2 separate regions of the Mus musculus genome follow, and region 2 is linked to region 1. Evidence: chromatin loops called from intact Hi-C (ENCODE). Cell type or tissue: left cerebral cortex. All regions are shown on one strand.

Region 1 (8,000 bases):
TGTGGCCACATACCAGTTGCCTTCTGATAACCATGTGTACTATCCTCAAAAGGAATGCCTGGCTGTGACCAGAGCCTCTTGGGGCATATGGGACATCCCCAGCCATGACCCAAGCTTCCTAGCTGTAGACAGCAAGAAAAATGAAGTCTACAATGTAGCATGCTGCTCTCCCAGGGTGCCCTGTAACAAAACTGTTCTTGGAGAGAAACAGCATACACATCTACTCACCCCAGATAGGGATCCTATGACAGACCAAAATCCAACTTGGTGAACCAAAGAGTTTTACTTATACCTTGTATATGTATATAAATGTATATGTAAATATATATATATATGTGTTTTATCGTTAGCATCATCACCACCACCATCATCACGTGTGTTTACATAGCTGCACATGTGACAGAGGACAGCTCTGCGGAGTGAGTTCTCATCTCCACGGAGGCTCTGAGACTCAAGCTTGTGTGTGTGTGTGTGTGTGTGTGTGTGTGTGTGTGTGTGTGTGTGATAAAGCAGGGAGGCTTACAACTTTGCATCTCTGACTGCTGCCCAGGATGATGTAACAGCTAAAATGTTCCTTAAGCAAGAATGTAACAAACCAAAATAGTTTCAGGAAGTCCCTGAAACCGACCAGATTCACTAACCCCACCTCCCTCCACTAGTGTTAACAATAAAATCCAGGAGTTCCCCTCAAAAGAGCAGAGCCAAGCTGTGAAGAAGACCCTAGGACCAGATGAGAGAGAGAGAGAGAGAGAGAGAGAGAGAGAGAGAGAGAGAGAGAGAGAGAGAGAATGTACTTCTATTTACCAATGGGGGTTACTTACAAGAGCAGAAATGACTCAAAGGCAGCTGCATGATCAAAGCCCACCCCAGCATGGATGATAGCTCACCAAACTGGGGACCAGTTGGAGTGTTCTTTCCAGGTGCCTCAGTCACTCTAAACCTCTCTAGGCATCTTAGCTGGTCTCTGCTTCTTCTAGGGAGCTGGTCTGGTCCTAGGGTCTTCTTCACAGCTTGGCTCTGCTCTTCTGAGGGGAACACTCAGCTTTTATTGTTTACACTGGTGGAGGGTTTTAGTGAATCTGGTCGGTTTCAGGGACTTCCTGGAGGTATTTTGGTTTGTTACATTCTTGCTTAAGGAACATTTTAGCTATTAAGCCACCCTGGGCAGCAGTCAGAGATGCAAAAATGTAAGCCTCCAGCTTTACCATGTTACTCCCCTCTCTGGGGCTGCTGTAGCCTTGAGTTGGGGTGGAGCCCACGCCCTGGTCAAGAACACTCAGGCTTTGATTTGCTTTTGCTTTCCTTTCTCATGTTGGAGAGTCCTCTCTTGAGTGGTCTTTATTATATACATAATTTGCATATGTGCAGTCAGATAATTAGAACCCAATTGCACTTATATAAGCCCAAATTTCCTGGACGAAACAAATCAGGTCCCCAGAGCCTATGACACTGTCTGCTTCAGTAACCAAGGGTCTGTGATCATGGGGCTGAGTGTGTCAAGGTGACTCAGTTTACCTGGTAGAGCCAGAGAACAGTGAAGGTCCTTATCAGGACCTGGCAGGGTCAAGTATGTGAGGAGATGGTAGAGAGGGAAGGAAGGGATGAGAAGAGGTCCCATTCCAGCATGGAAGGCTCAGTGGGGAAACTGAGGTACCACTCAGCTAGAAACACTAGCCTGGCATTGGGAGGCCCTGATTTCAACTCACATGCAGTAAGCCATTAATCAATAAAGGGTTACAAGCCAAGGAATGTAAAGAGCTTCTAGAAGCTTCAAGAAACCAAGAAACAGACTCTGACTGCACCCCACCCCAAGCATCCAAAAGCAGCACTGATCTGAGGACACCTAGATTTGGGGGTCTCTGACCTGAGAAATGTGGCCCCAAAGATAGTATCGTTGGTGATGCATGTTGAGAGATTCGATGAGGACTCAGGAGGAGGATGTGGAGGAGGGAGAAGAAGAGGAGGGGAAGGAAGAGGAGAAAGAAGAGAAAGAAGAGGGGGAGGAGGAGGAGGAGGAGAAGAGGAAGGAGAGAGAGGAGGGTCAGGAGGAGCAGGAAGAGAAGGAAGGTGGGGAGGAGGGATAAGAAGAGGAGGGGAAGAGGAGAAGGAAGAGGAGGAAGAGGAAGGGGAGGAGGAGGAGCCAGAGCCCAGCAGCCTTCCAAGCCTGCTCAGACGCCTCCATCCACACTGTGGGATGAGGTAAAAGGTCACAGCGACCTGGTGGGACACCATGGGGTTGGAACAGTCCACCTTGATGACCTTCTATCCCACGCTTTCCCTTTCCTGTGGTCTCCCTTATTGGCTGAACTCAACTCCAGTCAACAGTCATGAGACTGGTGCTGTGGTCCTGGCAGGGCTGCCTCAGGGTTGTGAAGGATGAGATGGTCTGGAGGGCTCATGGGATATGTCTCTTATAGATCCACATTCCTGCCTGAAGCCAGCAGGAATCACCCAGCCTACAAGCTACATCATTTTCCAGGGCTGTCTCTCAGTACCCCTTCCCTACCCAACCCCGCTCTGAGCCATTCCTGCCTCTGAGAGAAGCATCTCTTGGGTCAGCATGAGGCCATTTTACAGCCCTGTGCCTTCCACTCTTCTGCACCCCAGCTTTACAGCCCTGTGCCTTCCACTCTTCTGCACCCCAGCTTGAGTGGACATCCAGCAGGAGTGTGAGGCAGGCACACCTATGATCCCAGGTGCGGTAGAGTCTCTCCGTTCACACAACAAATCACCAGCTACTCACCTATGGACCCCAAAGGATGAAAGCCCCTAATGGAGTCGGTTGTGAGGTCCACATGAGAGGTACTCAGAAGGGCTAATCCTGAACTGTCCCACTTGGGAAAGAATGCATCCTGTGTGTGCCCTCAGCTTCCAGTGCCTGGTGAACCGTCAAATAGTGAACAAGTGAATGAAGGAATTAATGAATGAGTGCATGGGTGACTGTGAATGATAAGTGAATGAATGAATGACATCAAATAGGTGGTAGGTGAATGAATGAATGATTGAGTGGATGAACGTTGAAATGGAGCAGGTGTGTGGCCTGCTGAGCCCCTCCAGGACATGCTCCAGGAAACAGGATTGGGGTGACCTCCAAGGAAGCCCAGGCCAAGGTCACAGCAGGCAGGGGCTGACAATGAGCTCTGTGGCCTGAGATGGCAGCAGTGGGTGGGGGCTGCAGCCCAGCTCATTGGAAATGCAGAGAGAATCCGCTGCCTGCGCTGGCAGCGAGCGCACCCGGGAAAAGACAAGAAAAATGAAGCCGCCGCAATCTCATTTTCTGAGGCCTGCGAGTCAGCCAGGAAATGGCTATTATTCCATCGCACTGTCGGTATTAAGTTATTTCCCGCACTAAATACGGGAACGTTCATGAATATCTATTGAGTCCCAGGTACAGACCCCTCCCGGCTCAGAGGCTGCCGCTCCGCCTTGACTCCTGCAACAACACCCCTCAATCTCACCCTGAAGTGAGAGACAATACTATTTTAAATTGCTTAATAAATCTCTGGATTGATGCCCCCGAAAGACCCGGGAACTTCGTCTCCATTACGCGCATAAAAGGGATCACATTTTAACCAGTGCTGGGCTAGGAGTTCGGGGAGTGGCTTGCAGCAACCCTTCTGCCTGGGGGAGAGCAGGGTGAGGTTGCCTGCACCCCGGACCCCATCTAGACATCTTGGCCACTTTAGTCCCAAAGAATCTGTGTACAGGCGTTTCCCTCGGAGCGGCTTAGAAAGCCTAGCAAGGGCGATTGTGCATGGGCTGGGCGACTTAGAAAGTCTAGCTGGTGCGAATGCGCGTGGGCTGGGCGGTACCCGCTACACGGCAGCCAGAACCCAGGTGGAAGGCCTTGACACCATCCACAGGTGTCACTATTTGGTCCCTCCTGCCACCAGCACCCACCTACGGTCACTCCGAAGGCCCAAAGCAGGGGTTCAGGAATAAGGTTAAGAACTGACTGTGCTATAACACCCTAATATGCCGGGGCTTGCTCAGTGTTCCCAGAGAGCTCTATCCAGGAAGAGACTGAGAAAACGCAGGGGTGGTCCTGAGGGGACTTGCCATCACAGGGGTGTCTGAGATTCAGGAGTGGGAGGACAGAGACCATGAAGTGACCTAAGGTGGCCATAACAGTTTCATAGATGACAAGTTGAAGGGGTCACAGCATTCTACCACCTGCCCCCAAAGCCAGGTCCTACCTTTGGGTCACTTGGCATCTGCCTCGGTGATGTCGCCAGTGACGCTGCTGCCACCACCATCTCTCACATCCCGAGATCCTACTATGTTCTTCTCTGCACCCCCTGCTGGTTCAACACTCTTTCATCATGCACAGCCAACTCGCACATCAAAGTGATGATCAGAAGTGGGCTAAAGAAAGCCTACCGTACCCATGTAACAGTAGTTAGTAAAACCGCTGTGTTTCCAACGGGTCACACACATACACCTCCCCAAGAGCTATGTGGATTCGATAATAAAAGACACACACACACATGGGGGGCTGGAGGGACACCGGTTAATTTTAATATGCCTTGACTAGCTTAATGGCTGGATATTTCTAATTCTTTCTGCTGCTAGCAAACACTCCCCTATGGTACTTCTGAGTTAACATCTTTTAAAATCTACACTTCATCTCTGCTACCCCAAACATAATTGGGGAAGTGGCTCATGTCCACTTATCCTGATTCTCACTTGTCAGCGGGCCTTTAGATCTTTTCTCTCTTCTTCCCTGTCCTGGCGATCTCTGCCTTCCTCTCTGCCAGTCTCTAGCCTGCGCAAATCTAAAGGTCCCGCCTCAGTCTACCTGCCCAGCCATTGGCCATTGGCTCTTTATTGATCAATCAAAAACCAATTGGGGACAAGGACCTTCTATGTTTGGATATATAGATTCCCAATTTGGGGGGCTGAATTAATTCAAAGCATTAGAACCAATACCCAAGATCTCACCCTTTCTGTCCAATTTTTTTTAAAAAAGGCTCTTCTCTGAGACATAAACTGAGCATAACCATAACAATTATGTAAATGACAAAGTATGATATACAATTAACAACCAGTCTATGATATTTGTTAATTAAAGTATTCTAGCACCTATCCTAACTTAAAGAGTTACAATTCTACCCCAGAATTATGTTCTGATTTCCCTACCCACCCTGCCCATAAACTATGGGTGCCTGTGCACCCCAAGACTGCTGTTTATTGGGTTGTGTTTTGGATGCTATGAATGGCTCCAGGGCCCTGCACATGCTAAGCACATGCTCTATCTCTGAGCCACACCCTCAGCCCCCAGGAATCATCCATTTCCAATCCTCAGGACAGGAATTCTTCAGTCCCTTCTGCTTCAGGCCCCCAGGGTAGGAACAAGTTACTTGCAGTTGTCTGTTTGATAGACACATTGCAAACTCACCTTGTACCTGCATGAACCTCGTCTTAGTCAGGGTTTCTATTCCTGCACAAAAGATCATGACCAAGAAGCAAGTCTGGGAGGAAAGGGTTTATGCAGCTTACACTTCCACATTGCTGTTCATCACCAAAGGAAGTCAGGAAGTCAGGACAGGAACTCACACAGGGCAGGAACCTGGAGGCAGGATCTGATGCAGAGGCCATGGAGGGGTGCTGCTTACTGCCTTGCTTCCCCTGCCTTGCTCAGCCTGCTTTCTTATAGAACCCAGGAGCACTAGCCCAGGGATGACTCCACCCATAATGGACTGGGCTCTCCACCCTCCTCCTTGATCACTAATTGAGAAACTGGGGGTATTTCCTCAATGGAGGCTCCTTTCTCTGTGAAAATTCCAGCTTAAGTCAAGTTGACACAAAACCAGCCAGTACAGACTACCTCCACCTCAAACACTGTAGGAACTCTCTACCACCCAACCAGTTTGGACTGCCTAACCAAGAAGAGAACAAGGAGTCATGAGCCTGCACTTTAAGGAACTGTTTTTTTTTTTTTTTCAAGAATCTCACCAATCCTCAGTCAAGAAAGCCCAGGCTAGCCCACCAGAAGGCACCAGGTCTTGAACCTAGTGACTTCTTTTACTTCTCTGTCAGTAGATAACAACCACAGAGTCTAAGGCTGAAAAGATGATGGAGTGGCCCGGCGGTTGGGGATGCCATCAAGGGTGATCCTGAAGTGAGTGAGGCCATCCTGAAGCAGCCAGGACTAACCAACACATCAGATTTCCTGAGTTAAAACAGACACAACCAGTCAAACCCAGTTCGGAACCATCAGCAGAGTCAGGTTTAAACCTCCCATGATATGGCTGCCTGTTAGCCTGCCTCACAGCATCAGGCAGTGACTGCTACGTTCACTCTGCAGAGATCTCTCCCACGTACAGTACAGGCAATAACCTGGATCCTGGAACAACACAGCACATATCCAAAGGCCGCCTCTGCCTAAGCAAGAGGAAGGTCACCCCCAGCCCAAGTAGCATATGAGATGGAAGAGGCCATATGCCCCTGGGTGCTTCTAGAAAAATCTCAGTCTGGGAAGGCCTGGGCCAGAATGCTGAACTCCATCTGGGGAAGAAAGCCAGACACATCACTCTTTTGGACAAGCTTTTTTTTTTTTTTTTTTTTGCATAATTGACGATTCTTGGCGAATCCCTCCTGCTTCTGTCACTCATGTTCCTTCAAGACAGCTCGAGGTGACGTCCCCGAAAAGAGAACGCCAAAAGGACCTCTGCTCCTTACCCTTAAATATTCCACTTGATATAAATCCCCCAAGGACGCCTCTCGGCTCCAGGCATCAGGGGAATAGGAGGGGCGCTCTCTCTGAGCTGCTTCGAGCTCACGCTTCCCAGTTTTGTATTAAAATGTCCCCGGTTCCCCATAATTTATAAACAACCCTGCAACTAACAGGGCTGGCTTTGTCCCTGATGTTCTCAAAGATAGAAATAAAACCACAGCAGTCAGAACGGAAGTGGCTGGGCATGGGAGGAAACTTCCTGATTTGGGGGAGTCTAAAAAGATGAGGCAGACACACTTCTGGTGTGGGTAGCCTGTGTTGGGTTACTCCCACCTACAGATTGCAAATCCCCGCAGACTCCACCCCTTGTCCACTGGGAGAAAATCACATGTGAGAGGTCAAGAGTGCAGAACAGGTAAAATATGGGTCTAGAATTTAAATTCAGCATGATAGAATCCAGCATTCTTATCACCTATACTCACCACGCAGAGGGGGAATGACCTGGGAAGGCTGCCTGGAAGAGGTGGGCTTCACCTGAACTTCAGCCGTCCTTTCTTGGACTCCTCCTCTTCCTCCTCTTCCTCCTTCTCTCTGGAATACTTGGCAAGGGCCTTTGCATACTTTCATATGCATTCATGCAACTCTAACAATAACTAAACAAATAACCCAACTGCAGATAGGAAAGGGCCATAGCAGATGCCTTGTAAATGTGTGTACATGTGTGTTCTCTGCTGCTAGGAATGGGGTGGAAGGAAGGGTGGAGGGCAGGTAGGATGGAAGGTGAAGGTGAACAGGCTGGAAACAACAGAAGAGCTAGGTTCACCTCCAGTACTGTGATACTCTGTATATTGTAGGGTAGTACCTCCCATCCTTGTCCTGTTTTCCTAGTTCCAGAACAGAGATAGCCATGGCTCCCTCCAAGGTTGGAGCAACACAGCTCACAGCCCCAGAGCTCATCAACAGGAGGAGTAAATGTCATTCCATCCTCACAGCGTGGACCATGGCGCAGAGTCACATAGAAGAGGCAAGAAAGATACTCAGGTGAGGGGGGAGAAGGAGGCAGTTACCCCACATTCCACCTCCAGGTGTGTGTTCTCTTTGTAGCTGTGCAGCCAGATGTGGCAGCCAGGGGGCTCAGAGCCCTTGTCCATGGGAAGGGCGTGCACTTGGCTTAAGTGTGTGAAATCAACTCGGAATGGGAACAAAGTTCAAAGGCCAAGCTGTGACATGGCTCAGCAGTAAAGGCAGCAGAGCCTGAGTGGTGGGAGTTCAATGCTTAGGGACCATGTGGAGCAAGAAGAGAACAGGGTTAGGGACCTTGTGA
Region 2 (8,000 bases), 60 kb before region 1:
GATTGCTGCTTCCCTGGGCTTCACACTGAAACCATACTGTCTGTCCACTCCAGTGTGAACCCTCGGGCAGGACTGTCCCTGTCCCTTGGCCTGTGTGTTGTGTGTTTGATCCCAACTGGTCATGTTTTTCCTGGTTTGGGGAGCTTTTGGAGGTGGGGTTGAGCTGGATGGAGTAGGTTACCAGAGGTGGGTCTTTGGAGTAGATTATTCCTGGCTGCTTCCTGTCTCACTCTCTGCTTCCGGTTGGCCAGGAAGTGAACAGTGGCACTCAGCAACACCTTCATACCATCATGATGCTGTGCCCCAGCACATAGGTCAATCAATTCTGGGCTACACAAGCCTGTGAGTCATGATCCAAAATAACCCTCCCCTGCTTTACATTCACAGCCACACTTGCAAAAGCAGCTAGCACACCACCTTCCCGGTCCACGACGAAGATCAGCACTCTGGAGCCTGAGGCAGGAGGATGATGAAATCAAGGCCAGCCTGAATTAACTAGCCAGATCCTGTCCAGTCTGGGCTGTCACCTCAAGGAAGACTGCAAGCTCATAGCTAAGTTCAACTAGGAGTTCAGGGTACATCCCAGGCATGAAGGGTCCAGCCCATCCCAGGCATGAAGGGTCCAGCCCCATCCCAGGCATGAAGGGTCCAGCCCCATCACAGGCATGAAGGGTCCAGCCCATCCCAGGCATAGAGGGTCCAGACCCATCACAGCCTTCAGCCAAGGTGCCTCTTGAAGAGTCAGCGTTCTGTTCATGAGGCAGAGAGAGAAAGTGAGGCCAAGAGATAAATACCCACAGCTGTCTTCCTCTGGGAGACAAACCCGGTGTTAGAATCCTGCCTGGTTACTACAGAGCCGGTGCTGTTAGCATTTGATTCCACACTGTGTGAGCAGTCTGACATCTTGTTGATTTAACAGGCCAGTGTGGGCAAACTCAGGGAGATTATCTTGGGGAGGTGTCCATGTCTGCAAACAGCATTACACACGCCCTGGGCTTTGTCTGCAGTGCCTCAGATATTGACGAGGCCCATTTTAAAGAATCCGGAGGAATTTGCTACCTTAAGTAGGGCAGATACTGAGGAGTTCAGAATGCCTTCCATGACTGCAGAGCGTGTAGGTCTCTAAGCTCTGTGCACCATCTGCGCATCTGTCCCCACACACCCCAGAGCCTCTGCAGACCTCTGCCCCACCCCATGCCCCATGCATTTCTACAAAATGGTATTTTATTAAATAAACAAACTGGAGCCGTGCTGCAGATTTATGCACAGCTCCTCTAGTCGCACTCATTCGACCCACTGCGGATTTACAACCCTGCATTAACCTCCTGAACGCTTGGACCATTTACTAAGACAACGCTGGTGGGAGGGAGAGAGGGTTTTACAGCCCAGTGGTAATTAGGAGGTGCCTGGAGGACTAGGGTGCACTGGTCATCGGGCATGCTGTACACAGGCCATGAAGGGATGGAGCCTTCCACACAGGGCAGGAGTCAACCTCTGGTTGACTGTCTGGCTTGTCAGGAGTCAGCTTCATCCTTTGGGAGACAGCTCTGGCAGCGTGACCAAGGAACAACAGGAAAGTCCAGGAGAGGCAGCCACCTGGGGACTCCCATTCTTCAGGGTCTCCCTCACCAGTGGTTTTGCACAAGTAAGGTAGAAAGGAGTGAGTAGATAAGAGGGGAGAGAGGAGATGAAGGGTGGAGAGAGGGTGGAGCAAGAGCCAGAAGCACAAAACTTGGGTGTGTACGGACCTTAAGGCGAGATGGTTAAAGGTAAGGGTGGAGGAGACCTGGGCTCAGCCAATGACTTCAGAGCTTCGGGTGGAGGAGACCTGGGCTTAACCAATGACTACAGGGCCTCGGGTGGAGACCAAAGTTCAGCCAATGACTGCAGAGTCTCAAGGTGGAAGAGATCTGGGCTCAGCCAATGACTGCAGGGCCTCAGGGATGGAACTAGCTGTGTTTCCATATCATTTCCTGAGGCTTCCATATGGACCCACCGTAGATCTGCCCCATGAAATGCCCTCTGACAACCATCCTGACTGTTCACAGGAAAGGGCTATTAGCCTCATCTGGAGTTCTGTGGAAAGTGGAGGTGTTCAGTCTTGCACCAAACCCACAGAACCAGACTCTAGTCACTACAGGGTCTCTAACCAGAAACACAGCATGATGTAGCCTTCCTTGATGGAGTGCTCCTGTCATCCAGCACTTGGGAGGCTGTGGTGGGAGGTTTTGCAAATGGAAAGCTAGCCTGGGCTACATGGTGAATTCATAGTCAGAAACATAGCAAGACTCTGGGCTCTGAAACAAAAGGAGGGGAAAGGAGGGATGGAAAGAAAAAGAGGCTAAAGAGAAGGGGGAGGGTCCTGGAGAGATGGTTCAGCGGTGAAGAGCACTGACTGCACTTCCAGAGGTCCTGAGTTCAATTCTCAGCAACCACAGGTTGGCTCACGACCATCTGGGATGGAATCCGATGCCCTCTTCTGGTGTGTCAGAAGACAGTTACAGTCTGCTCATAGAAATAAAATAAATAATAAATCAGAGGGGGCGGGAATCACCCACTGTCCCATTTTACAGGAAGAAGGACTGAGGCTCATATGGTTTCCCATACATACAGAGCAAGCTTCGAGTAGGGAGATCCACCCAAGGATAGTTTGGCCCCAGCCAATGTGGAGGGATGAGTTGGTAGTCACTGGTCTTACAGTCCTGAGCAGGGCCTCTGTGCTGCCACCCTGTCCCCTGCCCCTCCCGGATCCTCCTTGAGGTTTAAACTCAAACAGGAAAGCATGAATAATGTAGCCTCCTCGTGGGGTCCTCCGCGGTGATGGAAGCCCTCGCCTGCCCCATTAGCCCTCCTCTAACTATTTGATTTCAGTGGCTGAGTTCAATACTAGGCTTCCGTCGGAACCTTCATACCTATTTGCCACACCCGAGTCAACACTGAGTTTCCAGAAGCCACTTGAATTTTAACAGAGTCATCTGCACAGCCCCTTCCTCTGCAAACTCAGGGTGGGGGTGACTTTGGAAGGCCCCAGAAGCTGGCAAGATCCTTTCCACGAAACACTTAACACTTTCTTTGTAACATCAGGCTAGGGATGAGGAGACTCTGGAATCCTTAAGCCATAGTGTTCAAACCCTTCTTGGCCTCAACCTGGCTGTGTGACTTTGCCATTCTGGGCCTCGGTTTTCTCATCTTTAAAATGGGGGAGGGGTGCACAGAAGAGTCACGGAAGGGAGTGAGATGAGGTGATCCTCCTTGTTTGTAGGTAATTCTTGGAAATACTTTAGGGTCCTCACACCAAAGGTCTTGCCATCCCATTATACTTAGATCAATCCCATATCTTGTTTGTGTGTGTGTGTGTGTGTGTGTGTGTGTGTGTGTGTGTGTGTGTGTGTGTGACTATTAGATTACAGAGAGGACAGTTGGTCTTTGTGTCACCTCCAGCGACATGGGTCTTCAGTGACAACAGAGAAGCATTGTGAGATGCCCAGCAGGTCAGGCAGGTGTGAGGCAGAAGGATTCACCAGAGAGACAGCTGCAGTACTCTTTGGGGAAGTAAGGAGGTTGAGTAGAAAGGACAGGCACTTAAGCCTGTTACAGAGAAGTTGGTACTCAGAGCCATGCAGTCACAAACACCCTGGACTGCAGTCCTCTGCCTCTGCCAGTCAGCGCGTGGTGTGCCAGGGAAATACTGAAAATCTTTGAGTAGTGGAACCATGAGGGTCAGACAGAGGGGCCTGGAGACCAAAGTCCGTTAGAATTCCCATGCATGTCTCCCTTCATCCATCTTTCCCTCAAGGAGGACCTACTGTGAGCACAGCCCCACACTAGGTGCCCAGGCTAGATGGCCCCTCCCCAGGACAGGGCTGGTGAGCCACAGCAGTTGGGCCTGGCCTGCAGCTGCTGTGTCCCAGGGCTCTTCACAGGGTGCCAAAACGGCACCTGCCAGCTCACAGGCTGACAGAAAAATCTCTGGAGGGAGAAAAAAAAAAAAAGGATTACATTCACTCTCTTAACCTCCCCCACCCAGGACATAAATTGTCTCTGTTTATAACGCTTCTGGCATTTCGTACATTTTGCCAAGTGACATAAAATGACAATAGATTTAGGACCCACCAGCAGAAAAGTACCTAAAACGCCACATGTCACTGATCCTGACAGTTCTAAAAGTAAAAGTTGGAAATGGTTCAGGGGACATAAATTAAAATAAAAATATAGACTTTGTCCTTGAGAGAGAATCAGCTAAAATTAAACCTGAGCGTGGGTGGTATGTCCAGGAATAGGTGGAAGAGAAACGTCGGGGATGTCTCATTCAGAAAGACTCACAGACAGGGGACAGAAGGAGTAGAAGATGGAAGGAGCTCTGGCCAGTCCCTCCACATAGAAACAGCACCCCATTCAGTATGGCTATGTTACCACTGGCCTGTGATCGTTCAGAGTAGATCGTGGGGCATCTAAGATGCAGATGTTCTGATCTATCCAGGCTCCCTGAGGCTAGAGACGACTTTTGTGTTGGACAAAAGATAAAGAGCCAATCTAGAAAGCTCTATCTGGATGGGTTTTAGACCAGGGAGCATTCCTGCTCACTGTGGGTCCATTAGGGTAAGTGCAAGTGCTTAGTAGGTGGTCAGTAGCTGTAAATCTCCTTTCCCCTTTGCTCACAAACTCCTGAGGCTTCCAGCACCTGCCAGGTCTGTTTTCATGAAAGACCTGAGGCCATTGTTCAGTGCATCTTCCATGTCTGGCTTAGCCTTGTCTGCCTCCCCAGAGCATGCAGTGGGCCACTTGAGATCCCACTCCCTGGGGGGAACCCATGCCAGTATTTCCTTCCCCTATGGCTTCTAGCACAGGGTAAGAGCTCTAGAACTAAAGCTAGGATGGAAACTGCTCTCAAGCTGCTGTCATGTTTCCTTCACCAGATCCACAGACAGCTATTGGGTGCCTGCTGTTTTCAAGCAGGCTCCTACCCAGCTGGGCACAGGCTTGTGAGTGTCACACCCTCCCTTATAAGACTCACTGTCTGAAAGGCAGAGATGCCCATTCCCTGGACCCTCCTGCATCCCATCAAGAGCTTCAACATGGCTGGGCAAAGGATCCTTGGCCACGTGGGGGACATAGGGACACCTGGACATGTCCCAAGATGGGGAGTCAGGGGCTTGTCTCAGAGGCAGCTGGCAGCAGATGCTCAGTAAAGCCAGCACCCAAGTCTTTAAGATGAGATAAAACTTGGGAAAGATAAAGGGACTTGAAGGAAGATAAGGTCCAGAAGCTGGAAGGTGACTGTCCTCCAGGAATGACCAAGCTGGTTAGCTAAGGTGGTGGGGGCTGATACTCAGGCAACAGAGAACCCCCAAGTTTTCATCCAGGGAGAACCTGTCTCCAGAAGTCGTTTGAGATTCTGTGGGCTCTGAAACTCAGAGCTGATAGTCACAGTGTGGGCTGCTGAAGGCCTGTGCCACTGGAGAGACAGCTCTAGCCATTGGCCCAGAGGGTAGGGGAGGGGCCTCACCCTGCCCCCTCTGGCTGGGCCACCTAGGCATCTTCCTGCCAGCCTCCCCTCCCCCTCCTGCCAGCCAGCAGCCTTCTGGCTTGTGTAATTTGTGAAGAGCATTATGTAAATGGGCTTTATGCAAATCCGTCCTCTCTCCCAGCTCACAGGCTCCACTCGTGAACCCTAATTAACTTGCCAAAGCCTAATGCTGCCCGCTCTCCCACCAGCCCAGCCCCCAGTTGCACCCCAACCCAGAAGCATCCTGGTGGCCCAACCACACAGGTCTAACCTGCTTGCATTTCTGTGCTCTGGTGTCACCTGCCCTCAGCACACTGTGAGCCATAGGAGAAGGCATAGTTCATCTTGCTGATGAGGGATCCTCACAAACAGATAATAGAAATGCCTCTTGGGTTTTTTTCCCCCTTACCACTTTCTGCTTTGCTAGAAGCAAAGCCATCCTGGAGGTTGGCAGGATGTCTCTCTCTTGTCTTCCAGTCTTCCTTCTTGGACTATTTGGGAGACCAGCCTTCCACTTCCAGATTCTAAAGTCACTTTCAGTCTCAATAACCTTTATTCTTCATTCTCCAAACAGGCAGACAGCAAAGCTAGTGGGTGTGGCTTTGTCCAAACTCAGTCAAGCTGCGTTCAGTTCTTACTCTCTATTTGCAAACTCTAACTTGTTCCTTACCTGAACAGCCTGCCATCAGCTTCCTTGATTTCAGTGATGACCAAGCTGATATCCAGCCCCACCAGTAACAAGGTAGGGGTCATGGTGCAATGTGCACACAAGTGGCTTCTTTATGTGCCCCACACAACCCTGGTCTCTGCTCGGTACCCACCAGAGAGCCGCGAGTCTCAACAATGTTGTGCTTGCTCACATTCAAGTTCAGGACACAGTAAAATAAAGGCTTTTCTGGGAAACAGGGAGATGTCTCTGGAGCGACATAGGAACCCTCGGCTGTCTCCCCAAAGTGAAAGCAGTGGGAGAACTGTGAAGCTCAGGGATGATGCTGGCTCTGTGTTTGGAGCTTGATGCTGTGAACAGGCTCTTGAAAGATGCAGCCCATCGGGTGTCTGCGAGGATGTGCTCTGACTGTGGAGTCAGTACGCATCAATGTGCTCTGACAGTGGAGCCCGAGCCCATGGGGTGTCTGTGAGGATGTGTTCTGACTGTGGAGCTGGAACCCATCGGGTGTCAGCGAGGGTGTGCTCTGACTGTGGAGCCAGAACCCATCGATGCTCTCTGACTGTGGAGCTAGAGCCCACCAGGGTCTGTGAGGATGCGCTCAGACTGTAGAGCCAGGACACACAGAATCATCCATTCGTTCGTTCATTCAACCACCATTCATGCGGGAAGTGTTTATTATTGATAGTTTCTGATCCCACGGAGTCCCTGAAGACTTCTCTGCTGGCACAGGCAGGTAATGAACTTGTCACTGACTTTGAAAGACCAATCCCCAGATGTAAACATCCCTCTGAGGCCATGTTTGTCTTCTTACACCCAGAAAGGACCATGCATCTGAATGGGGGGGGGACTACAACGGAACCCCCCCCCCCCAGCTCAGCTTGTCCCTTAGTCTTTATGTATGAGAAACACACTGGTTGGTACTTACAGAGAAAGGCTCCCCATCCTGAAGGGCTTCCCAGGGACAGGTTTTGCAACATACATCAACACCAGACAGAGCCCACGGAAGTTACTAGGCTGGTGGCTCAGCTTGCAATTCGAGCACTGAGGAGGTCTAGGCAGCCTAGCATGCTCCAGGACCCTGAGGGGGGGGAGGGAGGGAGGGAGGGGAGGGGAGGGGAGAGGGGAGGGGAGGGGAGGGGAGGGGGGAGGGGAGGCGAGGGGAGGGGAGGGGAGGGGAGAGGGGAGGGGAGAGGGAGGGGGGAGGGGAGGGGAGGGGAGGCGAGGGGAGGGGGGAGGGGAGAGGGGAGGGGAGAGGGAGGGGGGAGGGGAGAGGGAAGGGGAGGGGGGAGGGGAGGGGGAGGGGAGAGGAGAGGGAGGGGAGAGGAGAGGAGAGGAGAGGAGAGGAAAAATAAACGAACAACCAAAGCAGATGTCACCTGAAGATACACATACAAGGTTGACATCTGGCCTTCATATACATGTACATATGTGCACACTCATCCCCCCCCCCACACACACACACATACACACATGAACATACATACCCATGGGGTTGGGAGGAGAGACAAAAGACCTTAGCAACTTTTAAGTCACATGGGTTGAGAATTAAATCCCGAAGATACACCACAGCAGCCACACTTGGTGACAGCGGACTCTTCTTAATCAGCTAATTAAGAGTTACCTTTTCAGTCTCTCTATTTAATGTCCACTCCACTTGAGAAAATGCCACCACCAGACTGGCCTATAGGCAACTCTGCGGGGCATTTTCTCGATTAGTGATTGATGGAGGGAGGCCCTGCCCATTGTGGATGGAGTCAGACCACTGTGGGTGGAGCCATCCCTGGACTGGTGGTCCTGGGTTCTATAAGAAACCAGGCTGAGCAA

What was found. Hi-C counts contacts between places; a loop is a spot of excess contacts. Peaks named below come from ENCODE experiments on the same cell type or tissue, not always from the same donor. Only the 100,000 strongest peaks of a DNase experiment are listed, where the experiment ranks them.
Region 2: a loop joins it to region 1, with 2.7 times the contacts of the local background. A loop is called at or near these places in 2 of 42 quality-filtered maps.

What each region holds. Positions count from the first base shown.
Region 1 is chr5:112,095,493-112,103,492 of GRCm38, forward strand. No RefSeq gene overlaps it. Among named protein-coding and RNA genes, the nearest start is that of Gm30032, 21 kb to the right of the region's middle. In left cerebral cortex, a CTCF peak has its summit at 4,328 (motif pointing left); DNase peaks (open chromatin) are centred at 3,234 and 4,284.
Region 2 is chr5:112,035,922-112,043,921 of GRCm38, forward strand. No RefSeq gene overlaps it. Among named protein-coding and RNA genes, the nearest start is that of Gm30032, 81 kb to the right of the region's middle. In left cerebral cortex, no CTCF peak of the experiment used is centred here; DNase peaks (open chromatin) are centred at 4,011, 4,251, 4,974, 5,538 and 1 more place; H3K27ac peaks cover 1,159 bases.